4 separate regions of the Homo sapiens genome follow, and regions 2, 3 and 4 are each linked to region 1. Evidence: chromatin loops called from intact Hi-C (ENCODE). Cell type or tissue: dorsolateral prefrontal cortex. All regions are shown on one strand. Links, peaks and the distances in the headings refer to the core of each region. The heading gives the core; the rest is flanking DNA. Region 1 overlaps KIZ (kizuna centrosomal protein). Region 2 has its middle 53 kb from the start of LINC00237. Region 3 holds the start of NKX2-4 (NK2 homeobox 4). Region 4 overlaps LINC01727 (long intergenic non-protein coding RNA 1727).

The links. Hi-C counts contacts between places; a loop is a spot of excess contacts. Peaks named below come from ENCODE experiments on the same cell type or tissue, not always from the same donor. Only the 100,000 strongest peaks of a DNase experiment are listed, where the experiment ranks them.
Region 2: a loop joins it to region 1, with 2.8 times the contacts of the local background. A loop is called at or near these places in 9 of 110 quality-filtered maps.
Region 3: a loop joins it to region 1, with 2.1 times the contacts of the local background. A loop is called at or near these places in 9 of 110 quality-filtered maps.
Region 4: it touches region 1 in a loop (11-fold over the local background); 20 of 110 quality-filtered maps call a loop at or near these places.

The regions. Positions count from the first base shown.
Region 1 is chr20:21,232,751-21,240,676 of GRCh38, forward strand. It overlaps KIZ (kizuna centrosomal protein), which reads left to right. Exons shown (of 13, transcript NM_018474.6): 11 at 1-80. Among named protein-coding and RNA genes, the nearest start is that of KIZ-AS1, 18 kb to the left of the region's middle. RefSeq lists an enhancer at 1,402-3,844. In dorsolateral prefrontal cortex, for the core only: a CTCF peak has its summit at 3,446 (motif pointing right); DNase peaks (open chromatin) are centred at 1,738, 2,301, 3,091, 3,481 and 1 weaker place; H3K4me3 peaks cover 2,219 bases; H3K27ac peaks cover 3,926 bases.
Region 2 is chr20:21,049,469-21,057,394 of GRCh38, forward strand. No RefSeq gene overlaps it. Among named protein-coding and RNA genes, the nearest start is that of LINC00237, 53 kb to the right of the region's middle. RefSeq lists an enhancer at 3,114-3,614. In dorsolateral prefrontal cortex, for the core only: a CTCF peak has its summit at 3,931 (motif pointing right); a DNase peak (open chromatin) is centred at 3,953.
Region 3 is chr20:21,390,806-21,398,731 of GRCh38, forward strand. NKX2-4 (NK2 homeobox 4) reads right to left here and starts at 6,721. Exons shown (of 2, transcript NM_033176.2): 1 at 6,153-6,721; 2 at 4,560-5,728. The coding sequence starts at 6,594. The coding sequence ends at 5,106. LOC105372558 (a long non-coding RNA gene) reads left to right here and starts at 7,129. Exons shown (of 4, transcript XR_001754528.1): 1 at 7,129-7,771. In dorsolateral prefrontal cortex, for the core only: no CTCF peak of the experiment used is centred there; no DNase peak of the experiment used is centred there; H3K4me3 peaks cover 1,738 bases; H3K27me3 peaks cover 5,000 bases.
Region 4 is chr20:21,612,172-21,620,097 of GRCh38, forward strand. It overlaps LINC01727 (long intergenic non-protein coding RNA 1727), which reads left to right. Exons shown (of 4, transcript NR_109880.1): 2 at 377-512; 3 at 3,212-3,356; 4 at 3,491-3,551. It overlaps LINC01726 (long intergenic non-protein coding RNA 1726), which reads right to left. Exons shown (of 5, transcript NR_109878.1): 4 at 181-506. Among named protein-coding and RNA genes, the nearest start is that of LINC01727, 46 kb to the left of the region's middle. In dorsolateral prefrontal cortex, for the core only: CTCF peaks have their summits at 3,563 (motif pointing left) and 3,763; DNase peaks (open chromatin) are centred at 2,665 and 3,560; H3K4me3 peaks cover 657 bases; H3K27ac peaks cover 2,538 bases.

The DNA of each region.
Region 1 (7,926 bases), core at 991-5,990:
GGTGCATTCGAGACAAAGACAGCTAACAAAATTGCTTCGGAAGCTAGTTTTTCATCTAGTGAAGGAAGTCCTTTGTCAAGGTAAAGTTGTGAAAGCCTTTCTGAATAGCAGCAACAAGATGAGAAATGTCACAGCGCAATGAATTAAACTCTGGCTGCGTATTATTTTGTTGTATGACTTGGAGGGTTATGGTTTGGGTTTTTGTTTATCTAAAATAACAGTTGAAACTTTAGTCTACCTTTGAAAATATTTGCACCAGAGCCAAGTATTGTTTTGCAGCTGTTGTTTCCTTGGTTTAAGACTCAATTGACACCTCAGTGAACCACAAATTAGCGTCTACAGCTGCTCGCAGTAGGACTGCTTAGAGACCACACAATGGAGGTTGTCAGAAAAAGGGCAGAGAGAAAACATCAGGCCTTAAAAGAAATAAAGTGGCATGTTTCTTCTTTTTGTGATGGCTAATATATAAACTAGTAATTGCTGGATATTCATTTTTATTTTCCTCTTTTTTTTTAACCAAGTGTTTAGGCTAGGTTATTCTTTCCTTTTCTAATACTTTCTTGCTTATTTTCCATAAAGAACAAAATTTATCTTTTCACATTTGTCAAACTGTAGCACTCGCTTCTTGTAGGTTTTTTGAGCTGTGATAAGAGAGTTGTGTGCTGAATTTGTCATTAACATAAAATACTAATCACAGTAGCTTCAGGTCACTTAGAATTTATAGATGGGAATATAAGCCATCACCTGATGAAATACCCTACTCTTTTGCTTTGAGCTAAATATTGTTTAAAATGGCATAGCAACTTTCCTTTTGGAACAGCATTGCTCAGTAAAAAGGTGTCCTTCAGATGATTATATTACATTTGAATTAACTGCTTGTCTCTGATGAAATTTTAGAACAGGAACTTTACATTTCTAGTATAACATATAATGTTCCATAAGAGAAAATGATTTGAACCAGAAATGCTGAATTTTTTAAATGAAAAAAATCCTATTTTTATTCATATTTTATAAACAATACAATGTTTTTAGAACCTGGAGTATATTAAAATGAGATTGAATTTCTAAAATTATAAGTTTTAGAAACTTGACAAGTTAAGTTTTAGAGAAATAACTCATTTAATTTTCAGAAGTTATTATTTTTAATGCCTGAGTTTTCGTCCATATTTTTGAAGGAAGTGGGAGGTAAATGGGACAGGAAGAGTGTTAAAGTATTATGTTATTATGATTGTATTATAAATTCAAGTTCTAGGTCTCCTAAAAGAAAGTTTAAAAGACAGTAAATTCTACAGATAATTTTCAGGGCCGAATGTTACCATTTGGCTTAATAATATATAGAGGCACTAAAAAACTCACTTCTTCCTAAACAGTCTTTACGTAGGTTCTTTGGGAAATTTTTAAAGACATTGAGAAAGCAATTGGATTTTGTAAAACATTTCTCAGTCTAATAATTTCACATCTTGTCTATATTTTACTAAACTAAAATCAAGCATTTTCCTCCTTCAAATTGAGACAGAGGTATTTTGTTATTAGTATCGTTTCCGTATGAAATTAATTTCCTAATAAATTACAAGTAATCTCATCATCCCCTTTAAGAAAACAAAAAAAAAAACCACACAAAAAGGCCTTGAAGGAACTCTTGGTTCTAGGCACTTGATAATAATCCAGTGATGAAAAGGTCTGGGTCCAGAGTGCGTGGGTTTGGCGTGCTGTTTGTCACGGTTTGGTTCTTGTGCTGGGCTTGGTGTTGTTCATATGCCACCCTGGGCTTTGGAGAGCTCCAGTTTTGCTGTTTGTGCTGGATTCACTGAAATTTCTTAGAGGCTTACATTTAAGGATCCCACTTACTGCAGTCACTCCTTGTGCTTTATTGCTTTTACAAGTGGTCTCGAAACCCGGTACTTGAGAATAAACATAACAGTGCAGTGCTGCTGTAGCACTTTTAAAATTCTTCTTTGCTCTATTTTGTCAGTGAGCTGATGAGCAACCTCAAAAAAAGAAAAAAAAAAAACCCACTGGACCTAAAAAAAAAAAAAAAAAAAAATGGCTTCCTCTGATGTCCTAGAGACAATAATTATGATGTGCTAGTTAAGCCCAAACTACAGCTGAGGGATTTTACTTTAAAGCAGCGGCTTGGGCGCAAAAATGCATTTATAGCTCTTTGTCTGCACCTCATTATGTGTGGGCCTGATTCATTAAGTAATTGGTTTGCAGTTGTTTACATGAGTATTAAGGCCTTCTTTTCAGCCGCCTTTGAGAGATACATTGTGCAAATGTTGCCTGTGATGAATGCAGAATGAGGGCCAGAGGGTCCGTCCTATTGGCTAAACAGTGCACTCCTGTTGAAAAGCCAGAGAAAGGGATTGGGTGCTGCTTTGCATAGCAATGACTTTCTTAATAAGCGTTACAGATTAATACACACAAGCTATAAAAGATGCAAAGAGATACTCTTAGCACATTTATACATGCTCATTTCATTGTGATGGTGGTGGGGTTCGGGTGCTTTCATATTCCGTTTTTCAGAGCAGCAGCTTCAGTGCATGAGCCGTAATAGAATCCGATGTTTATTGTATTATAAATCACGGGCAAGTAGGCAGATTGGCAACAGTTTATTATTAAAGATTCTTTCAGTGTAAATCTTTTTCTACCATTGTATTTGCTTCAGCAAAATCATTTTGTGGTTGAGTGGGGATGAAAAGCATAATGTACGAAGGAGTGAGTCCTAATAGGAAGCCGTTCTCCAAGTAAAGACCACTTGTTCCCTTTTGTTCAGGGGTGCATGCCAGAGCTTCCTCTCCTCTGCAAACATTGTCTCGCTTTACCTTCCCCAGCAAGCGGTTTTCACTCTCCCGGATCCATTTGTTCAATGGAGAGTATATTTTAAAAGCCTGCCCTTAGCTTACTGGTTCCTGCCTTGTAACTTCAGCTTACTGGTTGGACCAGATAATGTTTTACCAAAAGGAAAGGGTGTGTGCTTGCAACATAATTGCCTGGGGGAAAGGTAGCAGAAGTCACCCCGCCACTGTACCCTGGCAGGGCCACCGTGGGTGGCATTCTGTGCCAGCCTTGCAGCCACCAGAGCGGCCAGTGGAGGGCGCCAGCCTGCAGCTGATGCTCTGATGGCGGTGGCATTTTCTGTCTTTGCCTGGTCACTGTGCCATTTTCCCCAGGATAACATAAAGATTATAAGGAACCAATAGTCCAGTGAAATAAAAATGAGTTTTTCCTGAAAGTCCTTTAGGTTCTTATATAAAAGCACTCTTCTCTGTCTTGGGTTTGGCACATCTCCATTCTTAAATTCCACTGAATTAGCAGCTTCCTAAATATGTCACGTTTCTTATCACAAGCCTACATACGTTGTTTTTTCTGCACAAAGCAAATAAGAACAATCGCTTGATTATTTGAAGAGAAAAAGTTAAGTTGACCTCAGGCAGCTGAAAGTGGCATCTTCTGTAGGAACCCCGATTAACCATCAGGGGGCGCTCAGACTTTGTTAAATTACTGGTAGGCCTTTAAAACCTAAAATTAGTGTTTACAGAGATTTGTTGGCATAGTCATTGGGATTTTTTTCTTTCTGGATTATTTTTTGCCTTCTGTTTTTCAGAAACATATGTCTGTTTTGAGGAACGTTCAAGCTGAAATTGCTCCTTTAGAAATTGTAATACTGATTTCCACTAGCAGTCAAAAATTATTACAAATTTTAGAATTTGGAGTCTAAAGACTATGTCTTATAATAAATTAGCTATTTTCAGCCTTCTAATAAGACTCCAGAACTGGAAGGATACTTCCTGCTGCCGGGAGCCATTCCTCCTTATCCTGGACATCATAGACAGTGCTCCTGGCAGGACCCTCTGAGTCTCATTGCCACACTCAATTGGTGAGGCCTCAGAGTCACAATAACTTGGGTATATTTGTTAATGGGCCATGGCTATTTTTTCTTTTTTTAAAAAAATGATATGACAGGCCAGGCGCAGTGGCTCATGCCTGTAATCCCAGCACTTTGGGAGGCCGAGGCAGGCAGATCACTTGAGGTCAGGAGTTCAAGACCAGCCTGGCCAACATGGTGAATATCCCTATCTTTACTAAAAATACAAAAAAAATTAGCCAGGTGTGGTGGTGTGCACCTGTAATCCCAGCTACTTGGGAGGATGAGGCAGGAGAATCGCATAAACCTGGGAGGCAGAACTTGCAGTGAGCTGAAATTGCACCAATGCACTCATCTGGGCAATGGAGCAAGACTCTGTTTAAAAAAAAAAAAAAAAAAATGATGGCTGGGTGCGGTGGCTCACACCTGTAATCCCAGTACTTTGGGAGGCCAAGGTGGGTGGACCGCCTGCAGTCAGGAGTTCGAGACCAGCATGGCCAACATGGCAAAACCCTATCTCTATTAAAAGTACAAAAATTAGCTAGACATGGTGGCAGGCGCCTATAATCCCAGCCACTCGGGAGGCTGAGGCAGGAGAATCGTTTGAACCCAGGAGGCAGAGGTTGCAGTGCATCGAGATCGTGCCACTACACTCCAGCCTGGGTGACAGAACAAAACTCCGTCTCAAAAAAAAAAAAAAAAAAAAATAGATATTGACCATGAAATCGAGTCAATGTGTTACTAACATTAGGTTTTCCCTCTGTTCTTTCCTCCAAATTCCACCCCCTGCTCCCGCCCTGGGCCAGGAATGAGTATCTGACACCCACCTCTGCTGCCACACACCTCTCAGGAGACCCTTGTTGCCTGCACCTCTGTCAAGCACGGGTAGTCTGCACACTGCACACCCTTCCCAGCCAGCTCCCCTTGTCCCCCTGCTGAAGAACAGTTAACAACCAGACCGCATGTCATGCCCGCGTATGACCCACTATTTCATGTCCCTGGATTTTATTGGAATGCTCTTGCCCCACTCTTTTACCTGGTTAAGGCCTTCTAGATTTTTCAAGGCTTAACCTTCTGAACGTTTCCTAAGCGGAGACCTGGCTGCACAGCATGCCCTTCCTGTGGTCCCCCTAGCTATTTCTGTTATCATCTGTAGTCAGGGCTAGAAGCCATTTCCCAGTACCCTCCCTCCCGCAGTGGGGCAGGCTTCGTTTCATTTATTTATTTATTTAGAGACAGGGTCTCGCTCTGTCACCCAGGCTGGAGTACAGTGACACGATCTCCGCTCACTGCAACCTTTGCCTCCCAGGCTCAAGCAACCCTCCCACCTCAGCCTCCCAAGTAGCTGAGACCACAGGCACATGCCACCATGCCTGGCTAATTTTTTGTGGTTTTGGTAGAGATGATGTTTCGCCATGTTGCCCAGGCTGGTCTTGAACTCCTGAGCTCAGGTGATCCACTCTCCTCGGCCTCCCAAAGTGCTGGGATTATAGGCGAGCCACCATGCCCAGCGGCAGGTTTCTTAATCACCAGTGCTGGATAGTCATTGTGCTTCCTGAGTGAGTAAGCATGGATATATAGCTCCACCATTCACTCTAGTTTGTTTTTTTTTTTTTTAAATAAAAGTCAGTTTGTACAAGTTCCCTCACTTCTGTATGGCATCATGTACTTGAGCTGCAGGGAATCATGCATTTCGTACAGTTATCTGCATAAGGGTGTGAGAGAGAGAGAGAGAGAGTGTGTGTGTGTGTGAGAGGGTGTGAGTGTGTGAGAGAGTGTGTGTGTGTGTGAATGTGTGTGTGGACACATACATTTTCAAAGGGAGACTGGTAATGACTGTGAATATGCCCTCTGCTCATGCATCCCCAGTTTCAGGAAGCAGGACCTGGGTGAACACACTTGCAGAGAGCCTCACTGGGGTTCTTTCCTGGCTGCTGTCTTGTCTGCTGATGGAAAGGTGTCTGGCTTCGGGCCCTGACCTTGATGAGAGCTCTTGGCACATGCTGGAGGCCTGGAATGTCATCCCACAGTTCCACTGTCATCAGTTCTCAGCCAACCCCACTGTTGCCTTTTCAGCCAATTTCATGGTGTTTATTCTGGTGTCAGTCTCCTCACCGGAGCGTGGGCACCTCAAGGGCATCGAGCGAGTCTGTCTTGTTTGCTGCTGCAGCCCCAGCACAGAGTCCGATGCCTTGCTCTGCCCCTGCTCTTGGAAGGCCTGGCTGAGGCAGTTTCCCTGTCTCTTCCCATTTCAAGGGCACCCACTCATCAGGTTCCTCGAGGAAGAAACTTCACGCATCTCAGGCCTGCCTTCCCTCCATCTGTCCCCAAACCTCCCATTCCTTGACCCCTGTGCCTAAGTACTCATCACTTCCACTTAGAACCCACGGCTGCACATCAGCAAACTGAGTACATGCTTTTGTTGATCCAAATGTGCTGACAGTGCAGTGGCACTGCTTACTGAAGTCTGCTGTCTGCAGGCTGTCACACAGGATTGTCTGTAAATTTATCAGAACACTTCCAGGAAGGCATTACTGTCCCCATTCTACAGACAAGAAAACTGGTGCTTGGAGAGGTAGGGAACTTGCCCAGGATCATGCAGTGAGCAGAGTCTTTCTGGCCCCAGAGCTGATTCTGTCTCAGCTTCTGAAAGCAGCTCACATAGCCAGGCACATGCTGTGGCAGGGTTCTCCCTGCCCTACTGTTTTACTGCTTCTCAGGAGGCCCTGTGGGGCGGGTGTCTACAACGTGTACATTTGTAGGAGTGTCCCAGGAGGAGCATTTTGTTCCACTTTTGCTCTACTGCTGGCTCGCTCTGTGTGTCTTAGGACACATCTCTTAACCTCTCTGGGCTCAACCACTGCACAGTGAAGGCTCTGGATTGATAATCTGTGAATGCTGTGTTCTAATTAAATAGTGGGTTTCTTGGCCTTGGGTATTCTGTGTCTCATTTTTGTCTTTACTTGTTGGCTCCACAAAGCAAAACCTATTGTCAGTAATTCTTACTAACTTTATATTGATGTTGACTGTGTAGACCAATTCTAGCTACGTTAGCCTTTTGTTCATATAAAATGAACAACTGACACGTAATTGTTACTGTTTTCCATAGTGCACTGTGTCATCCTGACTCCACGTATAGAGTGTTCACTGTGTGCCAGGGCTGCTCTCGGATAAAACCTATTCTGTTGAAGTCCTGGCTGGCCCTAACTTTTTAAGTTTAACAAGGTTGAGAACACAAGTGACTTTGATTAGCATTGTCCTAATCTGGTTTATCAGTAGCAGGGGAATTTATAAGCAGTTACCAAAATGCATCCAAAATAAGATGGCTTAATGGCTAGGCAGAGGGGAGAGATGTGATGAAGTCAGTACAGCAGAATGGTAACAAGTGAGCATCTCCCTAATGGGAATGGGACATTCCTGGTAGAGCTGGGAGAAAAAATGACCAAAGCTACTGGGAAATTCTGCAGAGATAATTGTCCCATTACTTTTTAATTAATTAAAACTAATTAATTAACTATTTTTTTTTTGAGACGGTGTCTCGCTCTGTCACCCAGGCTGGAGTGCAGTGGTGCAATGTCAGCTCACTGTAACCTCTGCCTCCAAGGTTCAAGCGATTCTTCTGCCTCAGCCTCCCAAGTAGCTGGGATTACAGGCACATAGCACCATGCCTGGCTAATTTTTGTATTATTAGTAGAGACAGGGTTTCACCATGTTGGCCAGGCTGATCTCGAACTCCTGACCTCAGGTGATCACCCGCCTCAGCCTCCCAAAGTGCTGGGCTTATGCCACCACACCCAGCCGATTGTCCCATTCAAATGAGACCGGCGGAACATGGTTATATTTTAATTTACTCAGTTAATCATCTGCAGTGTCTTGCCTGAAAATGGCTTATTTTGAAGTAGGACCTCCAGTCCAGTTGTAAACTTCTAGGGAAAAAATACCAAGTCTGCCCTCTGGGGTTCCAAGAGTCGCTCCTGAGCCATGGTGCGGGGGAAAGGCAGGCTCTCTGGCTTGCAGCATGGGCCTCATGTGAGGCAGTTCTTTACAACAATGGTGGCCCT
Region 2 (7,926 bases), core at 1,698-6,697, 180 kb before region 1:
CAGCTGCTGGGAGTGTTGGCTGCTAGGGATCTCAGCTGCCTCCCTCACTGCAGAATTGTCCTCAGGCCAAAAGGGAAGCTACTTACCCAGGAGGTTATGAGCCCATCCCATGCGCGGCCAGAGCCCAGTGACCACACCTTACAGGGCTCATAGATGCCTCAAGGGGCATGAACTCCACAGTGCAATTCACACTCCAGAGCTCCCCAGGGGGCTGGAGCTAAATCCCAGGCACAGATCATAGCTTTGCATAGCATTAACTGATGAAGTAGAAATGACATTTCCAGTTACCCAGCAGGGAGGGGTTTTTGAGGCCTACTCTCCATAGGCTGGTTAGTTCCAACTAGACAATACTTTAGAAATTAGCCAACCCATTTTCATCAAGGGTGGAATCCTGTGTGAGGCACTAAAAACCTAGAAACCACCCAATAAGTTAGGTAAAGCATCCACATACAACAATAAAGTACTACACAGATGGTGGAAATCTGGATATAGATGTAGATATCTCCTGGCATAGGAAGTACAAATTCAGGCTGTAGAGCCATGTGAATAGCATGGCCCCTTTATTTTACATTGATTGATTGATTTACTTACACACACATACACACACACACATACACAGTGTCTTAGTGATTGTGGTTCTTCCCAGATCAGGCTGAGACAAGGGCTTACATGTACATGGTCAGTGTATTTTGGAAAGAGACCACAGAAACGGGAGAGGGAGGCTAGAGAAGAAAGAGACAGAGAAAGAGGGATCATCACTACTGTGAACATCTGGGCCTAGGCCTATTTGGGACTCTCTGGAGCACTATGTAGACAGCCTTAGAATCATTCGCTTGAGGAACAGGACAGGGGCATTTTTATCCACTAGATATAGGCCCCATTGGTCAAGAGTTGCCCTATGAGGTGTTCATTCCTTTTCCCTTCCAGCGATCACCTGCACTGGAATGGTGGTGAGTGCTCCATCCTGCAGTGGCAGGGGTGCCCTGAGGCATACAGCAAGAGATAGGCAGGGGAGGTGGAGTTATACCTGCACAGCTGGTGGCCATGGCAACAACTGGAGTTAAAAGATGGGTCAAGGGGCTATGAAGAGGGCACAGGAGGTATACAATCCACATAGAGAAGTGTCAGGAAGGATATTTACCAAACTGTTGACGACAGTCATCCCTGAGAAGGAGGATTCTTTCTCTTCATTATGCTTTCCTGAACAGTTTAACTTTTTTCATAAAACTATACAACTTTTTGCAAAAAAAAAAAAAAAAAAGCCATATCAAAGAAGAAAACATCCCATTTGACTCCCTCATTTTACAGGTGAGTGATTCACATTTGGAGCAGGGCTCATGGACTCGTGGCTGGGAGCTGTCTGCAGTGTGAGCACAGTACTGTGGCCCCGCCAGCCCTGGGAATGTAAAGGCTATTGCCTACACAGCTGCAGCTCAGAGTGGACCATGAACAGACCAGGTAGTGCAGCCCCATGAGGAGCAAAGATGATGGGGCAGGAAGTCCAGATCCAGACAATAGCCACACACCCCTGCCCCCAATCCTGAGGAAATCGCTATTCTGAATGCCATCACCAAGTAGTTTTGCTTGAGCTTGAACTTCATTATTACAGGTCAATTTCCCCAGGAGGCAGAAGCTGAGTTTTTTTAGGCAATGCTCTTGGTATCAACACCTGTGAGGTGTGAATGAAGCAGATTGAGGCTGGACTCTGGACTGGAATGAGGTCTCAAGGTATCAGGTGATCCCATCAGGACCTCCAAGCTGTTGGAACAAGGGAGCTGACTTTATGCCCTGCACTGACGAATCATTGCGGTGTTTGTGCTTTTGGTGTTATATCTAAAAATATATTGCAATATCTGAGGTCATAAAAATTTACCTTTACGTTTTCTTCTAATAGTTTTATCATTTTAGCTCTTACATTTGGGTTTTTGGTCTATTTTGGGTTAATTTTTGTATACGGTATGAGGTAAGGTCCAACTTCGGTCTTATGGGTATGGTTATCCAGTTGTCCCTGCACCATTTGCTGAAAAGACTATTCTCCACTGAATGGTCTTGGCACCCTTGTTGAAAATCAGTTGGCCATGGGCACGTGATTTTATATCTGGACTCTCAATTCTATTCCATTGTTTACATGTCTATCCTTTTGCCAGTACTGCACTGTTTTGATTACTGTTGCTTTCTAGTAAGTTTTGGAATGTTGAAATGAGTGTTAACATGTTTTAACATGTCTTTTTGTAGACACATTCAATCATTTCTCTTGAATCTATGCCTGGGAGTGAAATTGCTGGTATGCATATATTTAATTTCAGTAGAAACTGCATAATAGTTTATACACGATTTATTTTTAGTAACATGTGGATATGAGTTTATACAAATCAATTTAATCAAAACCAATTGCACACCTGAATGTCATCAGTTGTCCTGAATTGCAACTGTTCTTATGTTTTCATGGTGAGTGGTGGTGGCCTTGCTCTCACAAAGTTTTTCTGTGACTTTCTGATCAACAAGTTCCGTGGAGGTGGTGATCTCTGGGAGGCAGAGTCCTCTGGGAAAAGGGCCTCAGGTTGACTTGGGAGGTCAGCCAGAGCAGGATCTAACACCTTACTCAAGAAGACAGAAAGCAGAGAAGAGGTCACAAGCAGCAACTCAACTGGTGAGCCTCCATTGGCCAAGGCCGCTGCATTGAAAGCACCTGTGGGCAAATCACAAAAGTCACCACTCTGGGGAGATGACCGGTGCCCCCTGTGATGGACCAATTCACAAAAAGCTCCCCTTCCTCTGCTGACTGAGCCCCATGCCTGGCTCAGGGTGTGGTGGACAGGCCGGGCAGGGCCAGGCATCAGCCTCCACTGGTCACTCTCATGAGTGGGCACCGCATGCGTGTTCTCAGGAGCCTGCCAGAGATTGTCCTGCTGTGACTGTGCTGACAGCCAACAAGAGACAAGAACCACATCAAAATTAGGAGGAAAGCTATAGCCCACCCCAGCACTGGGCTGGGTGCTTTAGGCAGGCCTAGCTGGCCTGCCCAGTTGCATCTCCCAGGGGTGCCTGACTTAGCATGGGTTCCCCCAAAGCAGGGCCTGAGATGAAGATTTGCGTTCCGGTGGTTTGTTTGGGGGCTGACCCCCAGGAAGCCCTGTGAGGAAGTGGGGAGAGTCAGGCAGGAGGGAACCCAGTGTGGGTAAGTGAGTGGGTGACTGCAGTGGGCGCCCAGGACAAAATCCCCAGGACGCTGTAGCTGTAGGGACGCCTCGGGGAGGCTGTAGGGAATTGTCCCTCTGAGTAGTGAGGACGCTGCATGTTTTTCCATTAATTCCCACCCTTCATTGATGGAGGGTCACTCCCAGGGTGTTAACTCCCGGGTGCTTCTGGTTTGCCCCATGGATGAGCACAGTCCACAGACAACACCCTCAGACAGAGAGACACAGGAAACTGACCTGGGAGGGAGTGTCAGCAGGACACCTCCTCAGTGGGTTAAGTGAGTGGTGGCAGGATACCGACAGCACCTGCTACATTCCCTAGGCCCAAAGTTAAGAGTTTCCCCTGCCCCCAGTAGGCCCACTGACTAAACCATACAGATTAGAATAGAGCAGCCAGTGAGACCCTGACCATTATTTATGTTCCCTCCTCTGTCACCCCAGATGTTGGGGGAGGGGTAGAGAGAGTGGGAAAATGTTGTTGCAAAAATGCAAAAACCCATGGCCTGGAGCAGATAAACCGTGCTTGAATGAATGGCTTGTTCTCTAGCAGAGAAGGAACTTTATTTGAATAGTTAATCCTCGCGTGTTGCAACAGCCCAAGATCACCCTGCAAAGGCTATTATTTGCCCAGAGCGTTGCAGGCTGGGGAAATCTTCATGTACCCCTTTTCCTTTTAAACACCAGATCCTATATCCAGGCTGAGATATTGGAAAGCAAATTGTGAGCCCCGTCTGCCAGCTGGGGGCATGCTGAGACAAAGGAAAGATTCTCGCTGGCAGAGCTCCCTGGCCAGGAGACCCTCATCTAGTAGGAAGGATTTTAACACATTCATTCCCATGTTACACGGCATTCCTCCATTCTTGAAAATGCTACGCCAAAAATATATCTTTCTGCTTGTTATCAGTTTATTCATAGTTTTAGATTCAGCTATAGCTCGTATGTGGTAAAAACCTAGGCCAGCTGAGGGGAAAACACTCTCCCCAGGGATCCATCTGATTTATAAATAAACAAGTGCTGCAGCTGTGGGGGTTGTGGAATGGAGCCCTCTGTGATTCTACAGGGAGGCTTCACACAGGATCTCTTCCGAAGACAAGGAGAACTTAAGGAACAAGAGTGTGTGTATGCCACAAAGTGATACTTCTAGTCTCAGCTCACTTTGAAAGGAACCCCTTAAGAACTTTACCCATAAAACTTCTTGAGTGAATTTGAGTCAGTTAAGCCAACTCAATTTGGTAGAAAATCATGCAACATTGCTGAAATTAACAGCCTCTCCAGCTAACAGGTAGAGAAACTAGAAAAGACCCAATGGCATTGCATTTATAGTGAAGAAAGAAAAATAAGCTGAGCCTCAGTTCAGAAAAGATTGGGGGCATTTTTGCAAAGCCTCTCATAAACACAAGCGAGAAGTCCATTTAAAATCCTAAATGAATGCTCAGAAAAATATCCAGGTTTCCCAATGTTAACCAACTGTTTGCTCACGTCTATATGATTAATACATATCCTAAAGCTGAGATTTAATTTTTCCAGGATGCAAAGCCTGGTGCTTCAGCTAGTATTGTAATCCCCTATTTGGAAATTGCGAAGTTATGAAGAGAAGCCTCCCTCAAGACAACATCAAATAAAATTAGTCAAATACAGAGAAGGATACTATCATTTTCAAGATCACATGAAGATATTTTTTAATTGAGAAAACATTTAAAGGATGCTTATAAAAGAGATATAGTGAAAAACAAAAGTTATCCCATATTTTAGATAGACTTTTATGTTTACTGTCTTTCGGAAGTAAAACTTTCAAGTCACACATTTGTTCAACAAAGATTTGCATGATTACTTTGCTAGGCACTCTTCTAGACACTAATGGTGTAACGGTGCTAAAGACAGCAGCTGGGCTCCTGCGCCCTTGAGGTTACCAATCTTGGCCACAGGGGATAGGTGAGAGACTTCATATTGTGCATGGATGACTACTATTTTTTTAAAGATATTAGTTGACTAACACAATCGTTCATGCCTGTAATCCCAACACTTTGGGAGGCCAAGGCAGGAGGATCACTTGAAACCAGGAGTTTGAGACTGACCTACAAAGCTAGACCCTGTCTCTACAAAAAACAAACAACGACAAAAAAATTTTAGTTAAAAACTGAAAGGATTTTAATAGTTAAAAATCAGAAGGATCAAAAGCAAAGATGTTGAAGGAGTCTGAGGAGTGAGCAAGGTTGTGTGTTTCCAGGTGTTGAAAGACATCCCTTCCCCATAGCGGGTCTCCAAATGAACCAAGGAAATACCTGGCCTCTCACCTGAACAATAGCTAAGTAATGATACCTAACTCATAGGGTTGCCACAGAGTATGTGTGCAAAGCCTGGTGGCACCCATGATAATCAGGTGTGACCTGCTATTATATTATTAAGGAACTCACATAATACAGTATTTGGCACTAGAAGATAGTCTGTAAATATTAATTAACTTCTCTTACTAGACAGCTACACACACAATACAAACACATACAACCTTAAGCCAGGGTCTCCACATGGGGGGGTGCATGACAATCCATTGGGTAAAAAAGAAAATATTAGGACATCTATTTGTAAGTTTTATGTAAAAATGGCAAAGTGATTAAGTTTTACTGAAATACATTATAATGATTGACAATAGTGCCCTTCCTGGGTCTGTGTGTCAGAGTCTTGCAGAATTGGTACCAGAGGTCCCCCTGAGGGAATATGGGAATTCCACTACTCCAGCTGAGAGTGGCACGCCCACTTGGTGTCTTCTGTGAGCCTCATTAAATGAACGCACAGATTATATGAATCCAGCTTTAACTAAATAACTTTCTCAACCTGGGAAAGTGGCTTAAAAATATTGTAGACAAGAAACAATGGATTGAAGATAATCCTAATATCACAAGCAGAAAGATGAAAATAAATGGTAGAACTGACCCTTGCATTCCCAATACCTCCCATTAGCCTCATTACAAGGTAAAAATTATAATAATCTAATTAGTATGAGAAGAATTCAGCCTAAAATATTGAACTTATAATGAAGACTACTGATAATGAGCATATCCAACCATTGTTATGGAGAATGAATTCCACATGTGTGTGGTGGTTTGAAGATTTGAGGTGAAGGTGATGGAAAGTCACAGTGATAACCAAGACCTACAAATAGTAAGCATTTGGTGTGCAGAAGCAAATATCTGAGACTTCTAAGCAATGTTTACAATTGTGAGATACTCAGTTCAGTATTTTATCAAAGTTTCACACAGATTACTGAAAAATATTGAAGTTTTTAAATAAAGAAAAATAAAAAAGCTACCTACCATTGAGTAAACCCTTCTCTTTATGCCCCAGTAAAAATGGCTGCAATAATACAGAAACGACAATAAGGCGGCAAGTTAAAATGCCTGCCTTTATTAGCAACGCGGTTGGAAATGCATAGCAAACAATGCTGAAGATTTAAAGATACACACATTAGAACAAATTATGCTTTACCAAGGTTTGCCAGAGCATTGAATGAAAGTACAGATATTTCCAACATGTCTCGCTTTGTGCTGTTTGCTAGATTCCATTTCAATAGTGAAATACACCAAAGGCCATTTTTTTATGAGCCACTAAACCGTTACAGTCTCAGTAGTAAATGACTGAAAAAGTGTTCAGGGTGGAAATCTGTTAAGTGTAATCACTAGTGGTGGAATGGCTGAATTATTGTTTGTTTTTTAAGAAAAAAATTACAGTAAAGTTAACAAAGAAAGCACAACCATCAAATCCATTTACTGTGTCGTTCTTAGCAAATAGTGAAGCAAGATGAAGAAAACAACAGATGTCACCTATGAGGTTAAATTTATAAAAACGAGACTTGCCAAATATGATTGAATCTTTAACACATTTTATAATGAGAATAGAAATGACCCTAAGAAATCTTTGGACCACACAGACTGTCCTTTGGACAATGTACCTAAAAGAACAGGGAAACTAAAAGGGTTCCGGATTTCTGGACTTCTCTGTGATGACAAGTAGCTGTCACTACTATGTGACCTCACACATATTTTTCAAGTAAGCAAGCACACAATCTATTACTATAGTGTAAAAGAGAAAGGAAGTTCTCTTTATTTACCAAGGAGTGAAAAGTAGCTGCTTTTAAAAGAAAATATATCCCATAATGACGCATTTTGAACAGTGTGTGTTCGGAAACATTTCCATTGTCACACAAATATACTTATTACCCAAAACTCCCATATTTGCACCCTCACAAACAGAATTTTTAACTTGTTATAAGGTCTTCTAAACAAAGAATTTTTCTTCATTCTGAGCAGATTTTTGAAAATATAAAAATGCAATACTTTTCAATCATTTTGTTAGACTGATATCAAGAAAGCTATAGTTTACTTAGCCAAATTCGAATAAAAATTTTTGAAAATTGAAAGATGTGATTACAAATGTGTTTTGTCACTTAGCCCAGCCATTGATGCACTTCTTCCATTTGGATATATAAAACTGTGAGGTTTATTTTTTTGAGACATTAAAAGCAAGAACTGAAATAAATTGAACTTAGAATCTGACCTTCAAATTTACCATCTTACTCACAGAGATCAATTATCCCTTAATATCAAATAACCATTGATGTTCCAAGTTTCCAATTGTTTCATAAATGTCATAATTTTTTAGTTTGTTTCTTTAAAGTGTGTTTATTTAAATAAAGCCATGAGATGTATTCGATTGTTCTGTCAGATCTATTTTA
Region 3 (7,926 bases), core at 1,962-6,961, 160 kb after region 1:
GCTTAGTTTTAAGCTGGCCTGAGACTGACTCAGTTTTTGACTGAATGTTTAAAGCACTGTTTGGAAGACATCTGAGCAAAAGGCCTGATGGAGAAACTGATGACGGCAGATTTCCTCTGCAGAACTGGCAGGTGTTCCCTCGCTGAGCCGGCTTCAGGCCCTGCTCCGTGACCTCACCCTTGCTTCTTCCTCTCCATCCTTAGTCTTCATCTCTTTCCAACTTGGTTCCGCGTTTGAATCTTCCAGGAAAATGCCCTGCCCATTTCAATCAGCAAAATGCTTTTCAGAGCTTTAATGTTTAAAGCTGTAAATATCTCCTCCAAATTCTGATGTAAAAATAAATTCGTTGGGCCAATTTTAAGTAGTTACTTGTACGCAATTATATTCTCTTTAAACGGCACATTTTTTCAGGGTCTCCTGTTAAACAAAATCTTAGAACCTGGAAACAGCCTGACTACTCTGGGGCTAAGGGCCCGTAATGAGCAGTTGTCTTCCCTTTAAAGATCAAATGGGGTAATGTATGTTAATGTACAAAGCCGTCTACAAACTGGTATTAGATTGCCATTTAGCGTTACAAAGGCAAATTGGGTGTAATGAGCGATAGGTTAATTTTCGTACGATGACGTGGGATGCCAGGAACGGGCCGGGTGAGGCCGGGGTCCCTGCACTCCTTTGCTGGGCGCGCCTGGACCGAACTGAAGGGCCCGGGCGCCGCGACCTCGCAGCCGGGGGCGGGATGGTGGCGGCGCCCGGGCCCCGCGTGCTACTCAGAGCTCAGGTCCTAGGTGCTTGGCTCAACTTTCTCCCAGCGGGGTCGGGAAGCGCCAGGCCCTCGGTGCACGTGGGGCACGCGCCCGGCGCCTGGGTCTCCCCTGCGGCTCGCTAGTCGCCCGGCCCAGCCCGCAGACCCCGCGGCTGGCCCTCCCGGGAGCCCCGCGAGCCGGCCGCACGCACAGGATGGGCGCGGAAAGCCCCTTCCTCTACCCTCGGGCGCACCCTCCTTCCTCGTCCGCGGCGCCGCAGCTTCTCAACCTGCCGCTGCATCTCAACTCCCTGCAAGCAGCAGAGCTGTAGAATACCAGAAATGGTCTTCCTTCCGAGGCTGCCGTTTTAAGTTCCAAGTGTGAAAGTAACCGAATTTTGCTATGCTTAGAAATCTAAAATCTGGACATTCCCTGAAGAGTCAACTTAGAGTCCCCAGTTTCTCGATCTGGCTCCGTCCCACTGACTGACGCCTCCTGCCCACCCCGAAAGGATCCTGGAGCTGCGATCTCGCCAGACTCTATTCCTGGTGATCCACTGCTCTGCTATTTCCCATCAGGAAAAAGTCACCAAACGAATGAACTAGCAAACGGCCCATTCTCGATGGATTTCTCCTCCACTCAGTAAAGCAGAATCCTCCTGTGGCTTGTTTCTCCACGCCTTATTTATGGAATGAGGGCCAAAAGAGAACAGGCTTGAATTGATGTGTATGAAATAGGAATATAGCTGTTCACTACTGCAAAATAGTTTGCACAACTTAAATTTAGGCAATGTTCCTAGTTCCTAGTTAAACTTTTTTAGAAGTCACCTAAACAATTACTGAAGGTTACATGGAATTTCAAAAAACGAAAGGCATTTCATTCAATTGCAAGTAAACATTCTAAAGCAAAAACAAAACCAAACCCACCTCTCCCAGAAACTTCCATTACCTCTAAAGTTAAAAATAATAAAAACAAAAGTGATCCTGAAATCACAAAGTTATCTCAATACTTACTGGAGAGCGCAAATTCCTGATGGGATGTGAATGCAGTTCCCCAGTCTAGGCATCTTCTTTGAAACTTCCCCAGATGTTCACCAAATCTCACTAGTAGTGAAAGGGTATTTATATTTTTAAAAATGTATCATCGTTCTCTGTCTCACTGGGTTGCAGGATAATAATAGTGTTTCAAAAAACTGTACTCAAATAATTAACATACAGGGTTTCATCCACACATTAGTGTTATGGTAAGCAGTGAGGGAGTATTATCCATGCTTTGAACTGTGTCTGCAATTTGTGTTGCCATCACATAATGCATTATTTTCTCTTCAGCACAAATTCACATCTAAAAATCCAATTGATAGGTCTTTATATAATTATGGCTCACAAATTTATTCTAAAAAGTCTTTTAAAATCATCAGTATTCAATGGAGTTAACAAAGCAAGTCTATGGAAGATGCTTGCATTTAGTGAACAGGATTGAGTCTCTGATTTGCTTTAAATTGAAAGTAAACAGTCGCTAGCCGAATGGAGATTGAACACAACATCTGTGTTGATAGAAGTCTGACTACTTGTTCTGACCATTAGGTTTTAGTTCTAGGCAAAGACTTAAATAGAAGACAACTGGGTTACACCCCCATCCTTCCATATACAAAACACCCTTCTTGTGTCCTTCAAAACTGCACACACTCGCACACACAGCACTTCAATATACATCCCAACACAGATTACAGAAAAGTACCTGCAATCCCTCCGTTCCTCTCTGCAACTTTGACTCTGGCTTTTGGTTTCCGTGCCTCAATTGGAAAAGGTAAGTTAGATTGTTGTAAAACCCAAAAACATTTAGGAAAAGGTCACATCTGCTGAGTAAGCATTTTTGAAACAGGTTTGCTGTGGCCTCTGCCAAACTTTGAGGGGCCTTTGTTCCACTCAGACCCTGCGCCAGTCCTCCCTCTCAGTTGTGGAGACACTTATCCTCCTCTTCAGTTAATGAGTTTCACCTAGTCTGGCCATTTGTATTTTTATAAAAGATCTGCAAAGCACTAATTGCAAAAAGAAGAAAACAGCTCGTTTTGCATTAATCAGAAGGTGGGATTCTATGGTAAAAACATTTCTATTTTAAGCTTCAAGAATCAAACCTTTCCCTAATTTCAGGATATGCACACATACAGTCAGTCAGTCTCTGGGTATAGAATGTTAAGCCCTTTGCAGCAATTATTTCTGGCTTGGGGTTTTTTACTCTTTAAAGGAATGCTGAAAGGAATAAGATATGCCCACACAAAATACACTTCCAGAAAATATTGTATATAAAAGTTGTTTCTTCTTAATGTGACATATTTCTTAAAGAAAGTGCACTTCTTCAGTCTAAAGGATTTTGTTCCAGAAATAAACTGTTCATGAAGACTCATTTTCTTTAAATATGTTACCCGGAGCCCTTGGACTATAAGCTATTATTGTTTTTGTAGGTATTGGACTGTAACAAAAAACACTGCCAACCATGTGGGCTTTTAGAACGTTTTCTAGAAGTAAAATTTCAGAATTATGGTACTATTGTGAGGAAATCAAACTAATATAAACAAACATTTTGAAATTTGGCACATCAATAATAGATTTGCTAGCTTAGTTAACATTTCTAAAGTCATTTCCATTAATATGCCAAAAACACCCCAAGTTGAGAGAATTTCCTGTGGGTGTACTGTAGCGTTTTCTTACAAATTTGTCTGCTCAGATTATTTGTTCTTACATAAAATGTTTTAAAAATTAGATCTCATTTTCTAAAAATTCTTTTACGGCCCCTTGATAAAGGGTGATTCCCTTGCTTCTTTAGTGTTTTTTCTCCCTCTGTGAAAGAAACTGGAGTTTTAAAAAATTACTATACAAGAGTCTAGAAAAAGTGCAAGTTTAACTTCTAAAACACCTTCTTATGAATTCAAGTTGCACATTCAGAAAAATGTTCTAACAATGAAGTGAAACACAATGTTTCAGCCCCAAGCTGTAATTCTAAAATCTCAAATGTAGAAGAGGTTTAGGGTCTCCGGTAACTATTTGTTTTGATCATTTGCAAATCATGCTTTATCCATGTTATTTCTTTAATTTTCATTAATTATTTATAAGCACAAATTCGTCAGCTTTTAGTATTTTTAGTCCACTACCAGTCATTTATGAGTAAACTGAGCTGTGTTGTCACATCATGACAATTAGTATTTTAAAAACACATCAAGCCATGTATAAACTTAATGAAAAAGAAATGACCACTTGACTTTTAGAAAAAAGAACTTGTTTCTTTTAAGTTATATTTAAATATCCATTAGAAACATAGGAAATATAAATCGGCATATTAAAGAGTAAATACATTATTTGTACAATAAAACACCAACAAAACCAGTGCAACTCCTAAGTTCTAAATATGGTGGAAAAATTATATTGTAGTTACTTATTCCTTATATCTTGATTACAATTCAATAAATCACCTTTCTTCTTCTTGTCATGCTTTGAATATAGATTAATTGATGTCAATTTTAGAAATTTTACTTGTTTGTTCTAGTACTTTATCAAGGTATTCAAATTCAGACAAGAAAATACCTCAAAGAGAGTAAATACCATGTTTACAGAAGGATAGGGTTATTTATTTTCTCAGTTGATGTTGGGAGACCAGATTTCATATACAAATAGTATACAACCTTTCTTATGGTGAGCTGCATCTTAGGGGGGAAAATCCTCTTTTAGCGTAACATACAAACACTCACTTGCCAAATAATCATCAAAACATTTTGAAATCAGCATTAAATTTAAAAAGCTCCATCAATCCATATAATCAGTATTTTATTTTGATTCCATTGCTCTATTACCTAAATGGCAATAATTCCTCTGCAATAATGTTGCTATGTGTATGATCCACCTTGAGCTACACTTCAATTTACTTTCAATCAAACATTAATGAAATTGCACTTAGGGGGCCCTTCGAAAATTAATCTCCCAAGATAAATTCCACTTCAAAAAGGACTGATTGTTAAAGCTGGGTTGATTTTTATAGTTACAAACGCCAACAAAGTTTCCAACTTTGAGAGCTGTAGTTAAGAATGCCGTGTGAACTTCTCCACCTTTTCGCGTCATTTAAGAACTTCTAGGAGGAGAAAATCACCACCTCAAAGCCTCGTGGCATAATGTTACACTACTCGGTTTCCGGGCTGTCGCTGTCCCCCGCCCCCAGCAAGAGGTTCACAGCCTGCTCCTCTCTGAGACCGGTTCGTTTTGAATCGCAGTTTACACGCGCGAGTCGGTTTTCGCATGCCTCCCCCATCCGTTCTAGCAGTTTCTTGCAGACCCTTCGGGTGCACCAGGACCTAGCCCCGGGGCGCCCTCGCTGTCACCACGTCCTGCCATAGAGCAGGTTGGCGCCCAGGACGCCGCCGCTGTACTCCCCGGCGGCCGCGTCCAGGGCCGCCAGGCCGCCCCCCGGGCCGTGCAGCGCGGGTGGGCTGGGCGACAGCTCCTCCAGCTCAGGTGCTGGCGTCGGGGCCGGCGGCTGCGGACCGGCCTGGCCGGGGGTGGGCGTGCTGGCGCCGTTCTGGCACGGCTTGCCGTCCTTGACCAGCACAGGCACCGCCACGCGGCGCGGGGACGGCGGCGGAGGCGGCGGCGGGCCCAGGCCGCCCTCCTGCTGCAGCTGCTGCGCCGCCTTGTCCTTGGCCTGCCGTTTCATCTTGTACCGGTGGTTCTGGAACCAGATCTTGACCTGCGTGGGCGTCAGGTGGATCATGCTGGCCAGGTGCTCGCGCTCGGGCGCCGACAGGTACTTCTGCTGCTTGAAGCGCCGCTCCAGCTCGTAGACCTGCGCCTGCGAGAAGAGCACGCGGCGCTTCCTTCGCGGAGCGGCTGCCGCCGCCGCCGCGTGCAGCGGGCCCAGCGACTTGGCGGCGTCCGCGATGCCGGTCAGCGACCCCATGCCGGCCACATTCACGCCCGCCGACGGCCCCATGAACCTGGAGACTGGGGAAGAGTCCCAAGGGGGAAGGCGAGTGAGCTCCAGGCCCGCCGGGAGCCGGTCCAGCCGCCGCTCTCTTCACGCCGCGGCCGCGACGCCGCCGGGCCCTCGCTGAATCCCAAGACCCCCTGACCGCCGCGGCCTCCGGCCCCAGCACGCCCCGCGCGCCCTCGGCGGGTCCCAGAGCACCACGCCCTCAACGGGTCCCAGGACGCCGCGCGCGTTCCCGGTCAGGTCCCAGGACCCCCCGCGCGCCCAGGGTCCCCAGAAACCCCGCGCGTCCCGGGCCGCGTCCCAGGACGCCCCGCGCGCCCGCTCGGCCCCAGGACCTCCTAAGCCGCGCGCACCCCGTCCCGCGCCCCCGCGCCCCTCGGCTGTGGCGGGAAACGCCTGAGCCGCCCGCAGCCCCGCGCTCCTGGCCCCTCTCACTTGACGAGTAGCGTGGGTCCGGGTTGGCGCCGTACCAGCCGGTGGCCGCGCCGCCCCGCATGCCGTCCGTGTAGGCGGGCAGCTCGCCCATGTTGCCCAGGCCGCCGTTGCAGTAGCTGCCCATGGCGCCGTGCGGGAACTGCGAGACGCCGGGCGGCATGTGGTAGGTGGCGGCCGCCGCCGCCGCAGCTGCTGCCGCCGCCGCCGCGGCCGCCGCGTTGTGACCCGCCATGGCGTGAGAAGGCTGCATGCCCGCCACGGTCGCCGCCTGCGAGGAGGGCCCAGGTGGCGGCGCGCGGTAGGCGGCCGCGGCCCCCAGGGGCGCCCCCAGGCCGGGTGGCGCGCCGTCCATGGCGCCGCTGAACTTCTTGTAGGTCTCCTCGATGGGGCTCAGGATGTCGGACACGGAGAAGGGCGTCGTGTGCTTTGGGCTCAACGACATGGCTCGGCGGGCAGCCAGGTAGGGGGGCCTGGGGCGCGCGCCGGCAGGACGCGGCGGCCGCTCGTCGCCGCCACCTCGGCCGCGGCAGCTGAGCCTGTGACGAGGAGTCGGCGGCTCGGCGAGCCCCCCGGGCTGCGGGATCTGGGGTTTATTTTAGTCCGGCGCCAGGTTTACGACAGACTCGGGGGGCGGAGCAACATCCCAAACGAGCAAACAATGGTCATTGACATCTTTTTCTCTCGCCCCCCCAACCCCCGCCCCATAATGGAGGCAAAAAAAGGTAAAAGGGGCAGTTGGGTGTTTCTTGGAAAGATCACTCCCCGTTGCTTTTCCCATCTTTGCTTTTCCCATCCTTTGCTTTTCCCATCCTTCGCTCCTCCATCCGCGGCCGTTACCCCAGCCCTCGAGCACCAGAAATAGAAACTCGGAGGCTGGCGTCGAGGCTAGACATGGACTCCGCGCCTGGCCCCTTCCAGATCCCAGTTTTCTAAAGTGACTTCGCACCAAAGTCCGGTATAATTGCGGAATGGGGAACGTGCTGCTAAGTTTGGGGGGAGGGTGTTGCGGGGGCTTGCTTCGTCCTCTCCAGTTATCAGCCCCTCATTCGCTCCATCACCTAAAGTGTTAAAAAAAAAAAAAAAGGCTCTTGGGTCCCACCGTAAGAGCGCATAAAGAGAGGAGGTACAATGACCGTCCTTTGCCATTGTAGGGCTCCCTAATTTATGCGTTTTTAGACCCTTAAGCATCATTTTGTGGGCAACCAAACGGGCACTTCCAAATTAGCTCAAAGTATCCAAGCCCAGAGAAGAGAGAAAACACACATACACTGATAAATACGCAGATGCTAACTTGTAAGTATTCTGTTTTTCCTCTGTGGGGATGGAAATTGAACAAGGGAAAGAGGGGGAACATTTTTATTTCCTAAAATGTTTCCTACTGAGTTTGCACTTGTAAAGTTTTTTCTGCTTTCTTTCCCTTTGTGTGTGTTCTTACTCTCTTTCTCTCAGTAAATATCTCTGACTTAAGTTTATTCTCCCATCACTACCGTGATCAAAAAGAAGAGAAAGACAAAATATCAAAACTTCCAAATATTTCTAGTTGTTCGCAACGGGTCTTTTTGTTGTTGTTGGAAAAATATAACCTGTTCAAGCGATATGAAAATGGATGCAGAAATCAGGTGAAAATTGTAGTTTCTTTGGAAAAATACAAAACCATAGATAAACAGATTTTTAAAACTTTGTCATCCTTTGACTTGCAGTTTTACCCGAATACTTAGACATTATGAACTCTCTACTAAATACTGAACAAGACAAAGCATAAGACAAAAGCAGT
Region 4 (7,926 bases), core at 1,510-6,509, 380 kb after region 1:
CACACACACACAAAGAGTCTCCACTGGAGAGAGGGTGGACAGGGCATGAGGATTTGTAACTTCTGGCATTCTGGCAGAGACTGGTATTAGGGCTCCTTTAACTGAAAGCAAATTCTATTTCCAGTCCTTCAGAGACACCAAGTAGGCTCCAAAGAGCCTGGCCAAGCACACAGTCCTCACCCCACAGTATTCTTCTTGGACGTTTGAACCTTGGAGTTGCAGGAATTCTGAGGATGCTTCAGCGTGTGTGTGTGTGTGTGTGTGTGTGTGTGTGTGTGTGTGTGGTGTATGCCAGCTCAGTATCTAGCAATCAACTTCCATGGTGGCATGACACTTGTAGCATGGTTGACAGATATGTCCTTTCCTTCTTGGATAGTGTCTGTTCTAACACGTGCCATTTGGGATCCCTTGGAATCTTCATGTACAGAACTGGTTGCTGCCTCGTTGAGTCGGTGGGGACAGAATAGCTCCTGGTTGACAGCATGGGTTGTGCAGAAGGACGGATCCTGCAGGTAAATCACAGCAGATCTCAGCCATGTTTGCAAGTATGTTACTTAAAAAATTCCAATTCTAATGCATTTAAGAGTTTTCATGATTCACGTCATTTTCACCCCTCTTTCATTCTGCTGTGCTTTCTTGCGTGGAAGGGAAAAGCATAGCCTTACAATTCACAGGCATCACCCACTCCTCTCTCACCATTATTGCATCTCATGGCCCTCAAATCTTACTGATGTTTTGTTACCACTTATAGCAATTTGAGGTTAATAAAGAGTTTCAAATCCCAACATTTTTGGGGGGAGCCTTTATAAAAATCTCATATGATATTTATGTCAGTTTAATAAAATATGATGATACCCAGCAATTTCACTTTCATCATTTAGACCAAAGGAATATTTGTACACATGCATGAGGCAGTATGTGAAAGGAAATACATTATGGCAATTTCTGGAAAAATACGAATTTAGAAATGCCCTAAATGGCCATCAAAACGGGGATGGACAGATAAACTCAGATTCATTCATACAATGGGATGCTCACAAGACATATCTGTAAGTGGGAACATGGAAGTGTCTCAAGATGCACTGTTGACCGAGGAAAGCGATTTCCAAATAATACACGCAGCACGATAGCATTGCTGAAGGAAACAGAACCTCATAAACTACAAAGCGTGACCACAGGTTTTCTAAGGGTACATACCTCATAGAAAATAATTTGTAGTGCAACATCCAAAACGATGACAATATCTCCTGTAGTAGGAGAGGAGGAAACCGAGAGCAGTGGTGCTCAAAGGGGATTTTTAGTCTTACTTGTAATTCTTGGAGTTTTTTTTTTAATGAGGAAACATTACTCATGTCTTATTTATGTAGTAATAAAATCATGTCAGAAATCTGGGTATACTGATGAGCATGACTATCACCCCGGCAACGTCTATCTGAGTAAAGGCCAAATAAAGACGAGAGAAAGAGACAAGAGCACTCACAGAGCAGTGCTCAAGGCCAGGGCCCATGACTCCAACTGCCAGAGCCTCTAGCTCCAGCTCCACCCCACAACCCACCCTGGCTGCGGCAGCCCTCAGAGGTTTCCTGGGCTTGCTGCCAGCTGTGGGGTTAGGAAGTTAAGAGAATGAACCCTGGAGCCAAGCCACCTGGCTTCCCATTTTTCCAATCTTTCCAAGCGATGCGATCCCTGGGGAAGTCAGGCACCCCTCAGTGCTTCAGCTCCCTTGAGTGTCAAGTGGGTACAAAAATATGGGGGTGTTATGGGAGTTAAATTAAATCATATGACCAAAATTTAGAATGGTACCTAGGACAGAGACATCTCCAAGTAAATATTATCTGCTACTATTAATCTTCAAAAGCTTTTTTTTCTTCCCTAGAAGTTTCTTTAGGGACTCAGATGTTTAATTTCCACTAAGACCAAGCCAGCTCCAAAGCCTCCTCCTTTATTTCAGATCCTTGATAAGTAGCAACATGGGAAGGTTTAAAAGAAAGTCAGGTCCAACATTTCCTTGTATGAATGGAGAAACTGAGGCCCAGAGACGCAAGTCTCATTGCTGATCCTCCCAGGAAGTTAGCAGAAGAGCTAGCCCAGACGTCCTCCCTCCTGACCCCTCTGGCCAGCTCTGTGACCATTGGCACTACACACTCCTCTGACAGAGGAAAGAGCGGGAGCTGAGCTGGGCGCCCTGGCTTATGCTTGGAATCCCAGCACTTCGAGAGGTTGAGGCAGGAGGATTGCTTGAGCCCGGGAGTTCAAGACCAGCCTGGGCAACATGGTGAAACTCCATCTCTACCAAAAATATAAAAAATTAGCTGGGTGTGGAGGTGTGCACCTGTAATCCCAAGCTACCTGAGAGGCTGAGGTGGGAAGATCACGTGGGACTATAGTGAGACATGACCACGCAACTGCACTCCAGTCTGGGCGATGGAGTGAGACCTTGTCTAAAAAAAAAAGGAAGCTGGAATTGGCTTGTGGAACAACAGAATTGTAATTTTTCTCAAAAGACTGACTTATTCCACTTTGGAAAATGGGCAAAATACTCCTGCAGCTCCGGCAACATTCTATGGGGTCCTCAGTTATGACCGTGACAATGGTACAGACAGGCTCGACCCTGCTGGTGCCACAGAGCAGGGACTGTGGGAGCCTGAAGATGAGCTTTCATGGCTCCAGGACAGGACAGAGAGGAGGCACCTCTGCAGGAGGCTCGGAGATTGAGATGTGCTCATTGCAGGCAGGCAGCTGTCCTTCCCATGGATGAGAGCAGCCCCTCTCTTCTGCAATATTGACCAGCAAAGAAAACAAAAACCATCTTCATACTTTTTCAGTAGAAAATGAAGCAGTTTATTTAATATTATTTGGATAACAAGCCTCCACATGAACAGGATTCGAATGTCAGTTGTCTTAGGGGAAAAAAGATTTATTGGTTGGTAAATATTGAGAAAGAAAAGCTGATAAAGAACAGTTTCAGCTGCGGCTTCTGCCCGGAGCAGGAGAACAGGCCTGTGTTGTATTTTGGGGCCCTGGGAAGGCAAAAAATTGTGAATGTCTTTCTTTGTTGGTGGGTGTAAAAGTGGAGCCCGCTACAAATAATTTCTTATTTCTTGTCGCATAGATTTTAAATTATGTAGCTTCCCTACCTTGTTAAGTATTAAAGCGGTCTTGTTTAAGGAAGAGACACTTAAATAATGAAGCTTATGTATCTTGTTTTCAGACATCAATATCTGGCTTTGAGTGGCACAAAGAAATAAAGGAATGTGGATTCAGACCTCACTGGGATGCTTGGCAATTCTAATTCTACCCCAGACTGCAAATGGACACACAACTGTTGTGACTTTTGTTGAAGAGGAGAAGGATGGGTGAGCATGTGACGTTGGGAAATTGTATTTTCTTCTTCGAGTTCTTCTGTTTCCGAATATTTAATCCTACTGTTTTCTTCTTTAGTGAAGGTCTCTTTAGTCAATAATCTCTTTGCTGAAATTGCTTCGGGCAGCACAGAAGCTGGATTCAGAAGCACACAGGTCTGGGGATGCAGGCTTCGGCCAGCCTGATGCAAGGAAAGACTGCCATCTCGTGGTCAGCTCAATCCTGGCACCTTGGTGAGGGACCAGGCTGCAGAAAACCAGGCTTGGGGAGGAAACGGTGCTGCAAACTGGATTTCTGCCGGACAGTGTGGATGCCCTTAGAAAACACCCAGAAAAGAGCTGAGTGCCCCCCAAGGTAGGCTTCAGTGAATCCTCTGCAGGTGTGTTGTCATCCCTTGAGCCAAACACATGCTTCACACACACGCTGCAGGCTGCGTGAAAATGAGGTAGAAATGTGGGGAAAACATAATCCCATGGAGAGAACAAAGAGCTGAACACGTAAATGCCTCCGGCGTGCCTGGCAGAGAGAACACTCAGGCTGAGAGAAGGGACAGTGACTTGTACCAAAGGTAGGCAAGTAGCCTCTGGGGTCTCAATCAGCAGGGCATCTGGTCAACCCTTCAGACAAAGTCAGGTCTGAGCAGGCAAGATCCATGGATCTGATTTATTAATATTTTTACAATTAAATAGAATCTGATTGTAAAACTGTTACATGTGTTGTAAGAAAAAAAGAAAAAAAGGAAGGATATAGAAATGTACAAAGAAGGAAATAAAAGACTGGAAGCGTCCTCACCTTAGGGACCCATTATTAACGCTTAGGTGGCCAATCTTCCAGACATCTTGCTACGAATATATTCAAACGGGAATTAAAAATGTACTTTTACACAAGTGCAATCAGACCTTGTACTCCTCTATCCCATAACCTACTTTTTCATTCAACACTATGACAGAAGCGTCTTTCCAGGTCCATAAATAAAGGTAGGCCTCATCGTTTTTTATCAATTACATAAAGCTAATGGTATATAATACTGATTTCATACCTGCTATATGCCAGGCACATACATGGTCTTGCATAATCTCATAATGACTCTACAGAACGGGAGTTTGTATTATGCCCATTAAGCAGATGAACAGGCTGTGGCACAAGAAAATTGATCAGCACTGCCAGGGTATCTGACCTCAGAGCCCAGGATCTTGACTAGTAGGCTAGAAATGAACATAATTTACTTACCAGTTTTCCAGTGATGGACATTAAGCCATTTCCTACTTTTCTGGTATAAAAAATAAGATTGCAGTGAAACTTTAGGGCATATACATCTTTGCACGTTAGTGAGTTCTCTCTAAGTTAACCTGAAAGCGGTGGGCTGTGGAGTTTGTGGGTCAAAGTGTATGCTCGATTTATGCTTTACTATGTGCCCGACTTCCCTCCAGGCAGCATGTGCCAGCTCACACTCCCAACAGCTGCGCAGGAGAATTTCCAGTGCCCCACGACCTTGTCAATACTAGGCTTCCTCATCAGTTTTTTCTCTCCTTTATTTTTCTTTAGGAAAAAAAAAACAGCCTTTGAAAAAAATTGTACGAACAAGTGCAATGTGTGCTTGTAAGTGCTTCACCAAATGTAGATCCACCCGGTGTTAACCTTTTGCCACATCTGCTCTCTATTAGTTTTTATCACACTTTGGAATTATCTATAGACATCATAACACTTGATGCCTAAATGCTTTGGTGTGTGTCTCTTAAGAACAAAGACACACCCTTACCTAAGCATAATATAATTGGTACACTTGGGAATTGCTAAAATACATTGCTAAAATACAGTTTTCTAATACAGAATCTATATCAAGTCATTGAATAAACACACTTCTTGACTTAAAATGAGATTACATCCCATAAACCCATAATAAGTTGAAAAAATGTAAGTAAAAATGCATTTAATACACTAAATCTGCTGAATATTATAACAATTTTGCCTACATTAAATGTGCTCAGAACACTTACATTAGCCTACGGTTGGAAAAAATTATCCAACACAAAGCCTATTTTATAATAAAGTGTTAGATATCACATGTAATGTATGGAATACTGTACTGAAAGTGAAAAACAGAATGGTTTTATGGGTTCTCACAATACGGTTTCCACTGAATGCCTATCACTTTTGCACCATTGTAAAACTGAAGAATTGTAAGTTGAACAATTGTAAGTTGGGGACTGTCTGTACTTAACAGATTTTTGTCTTGATCCAGAATGGAATCAAGGGTCACATATTGAGTTTCGCAGTCATGTCTCTTGAATCCAGAACAGATCTCCAGTCTTTTTGTGGTCTCTCATGACATTGGCATTTTGAAGAGTTTTATAGAGTGTACTTAGACCTGGATTTACCTGATTGAGCCTCAGGATTAGATTTAGCATAAATATTGTTGGCAGGCATATTATATAGATGCTGTTGCTTCCTTCTCAGGGCGTCATATCAGGAGGAACAACAAGATGTCAATTTGTCCACAATTTGTGACATTAACTTTGATCACTCAGTTAAGTGAGTGTCTGCTATATTTCTCCATTGGAAATGTACCCTGATCTTTTGTGATTATTAAGTGACCTACTGGGTGATACTTTGAGACAGAATATCGTGCTTCCCAGCAATCTCTTACCCAGTGATTTTAGTATCTATTGATCATTCTTGCCTGGATCAGTTGCTGTTTTGCCGGCTATAAAGTGCTCTTTCATTTCCCATTCTTTCTACTTTTAAAAAAAGTTATCACTCTTCTATAAAGAAAAACTTCTTATCCTATCCCTCAACTTTTTTAGTATCAGATTGTACTCAAGGCTTCTTTCTCTATCCAGTGTATTTCTGTAACTATCCATTTTGACAGCCAGATCATCCCAAATTTGGCAAGTGGCAGCCCCTTCAAGCTGGACCTGTGTCCTCTGAGCCCCTCTCTGCTCTCTGGCACGAGATGCTCCAGGCTCATCTTGCATTTTCCTTGCCTCAGGCCTGGCATCAGCCATTTCTCCAGGAGCCCTCCCATCTTTGTTTATATATTTATTAATATTTAATCTCTCTTATTATTATTAGTTTTAAAATTTATATAAAATAAAGTTGGCGTTTTTTGTGTAGTTGTAGGAATCTTAATATAGGTATAGGTTTGTGAAGCCACCACTGTAATTGAGATACAGAACAACTCCAAATCATCAAGTTACACACCTTAAATATATACAATTTTTAATTGTCAGCTATACCTCAGTAAAACTGGGGAGAAAATATACAGTTTCATGCCCAGAAGCTACTTTGTGCTTCCTGTTTGTGGTCAAACACATCCTTCATCCCTGACAGCTGCTGACCTTATCTCTGTCTTCATAGTTTTACCTCTTCTAGAATGTTACAAGAATGAGATCGCACAATATGCAGCCTTTTGAGTCTGGCTTCTACTTTCACTTAGCATAATGCCTTTGAGATTCAGCTGTTGCATGCATCAATAATTCGTTCCTTTTTATTGCTGAGTGGTAGATATTCCATCATGTGGATGAACCACGGTTTGCTTATCCATTTACCCATTAAGACAAATGGGTTGTGTCCAGTTTTTGTTGATTAAGAATAGAGCTGCATAAACATTTATGTATAGGGTTTTCTTGCATGAACGTAAGTTTTCATTTCTCTTGGGTAGGTGCCTCGGAGTGGGATTGCTGAGTCACACAGTAAGTGTATGTTTCACTTTTTAAAAGCTGTCAAGCCTCTTCCAGAGCAGCCAAGCCAGTCTGCGTTTCCACCAGCAATTTCTGAGAGTTCCAGTTGCTCTGCGTCCTTGCCAGTGCTTGGTATTGCCAGGTTTTTTATTTTTTAACCCATTCTAAAATATGTTTAGTGCCCCCCATTTTTTTTATCTTTGTAAATGTTATAGGTGAATTTTAAAAGTCAATCTCAATATATATTGGCTGTTAATAATACTATTAATACCTATTACTGTTAATAATGCTAATAAGTAACTATCAAATCTCATAGATGAAAAAGATGATTTATGATCTTTAAAATTTTGCATTTTTATTATTAGGAAAGTCAGAAGGGCTCAATTTTAAACAGAGAGAGAAGCGGATAGAGAAGTGTGTTCTTGCCTGAAGGTGTCTTTCATCTTGGGCTGCCTCTATCTATTTCTGGGATCACTGGCGGCCCTTGTACTCCTATCCTCAGCTCTTTCTGTAGGCTTTTTCATTTCATTGAGGACATGGATGGGAAAGAATGTCCAGCCCATTCTCTCTCCCTCTTTTGATTAAAAGGAGGGGAGGCAGAAGTGGAAAGGGCAAAACCAATTACAGGTTGTAGCGTACACTATCCAAAGCAATGTATACATTCAGTGAAATCCCTATCAAAACACCAATGACATTCTTTAGAGAAGCAGAAAAAAATAATCCTAAAATAATATGTGGAACCACAAAAGACCAAAATAGCCAAAGTTGTCCTGAGCGAAAAAACAATCCTGGAGGAATCACATTACCTGACTTGAAATTGTACTACAGGGCTATAGTAACCAAAACAGCATGGTACTGGTATAAAAACAGACACATAGACTAA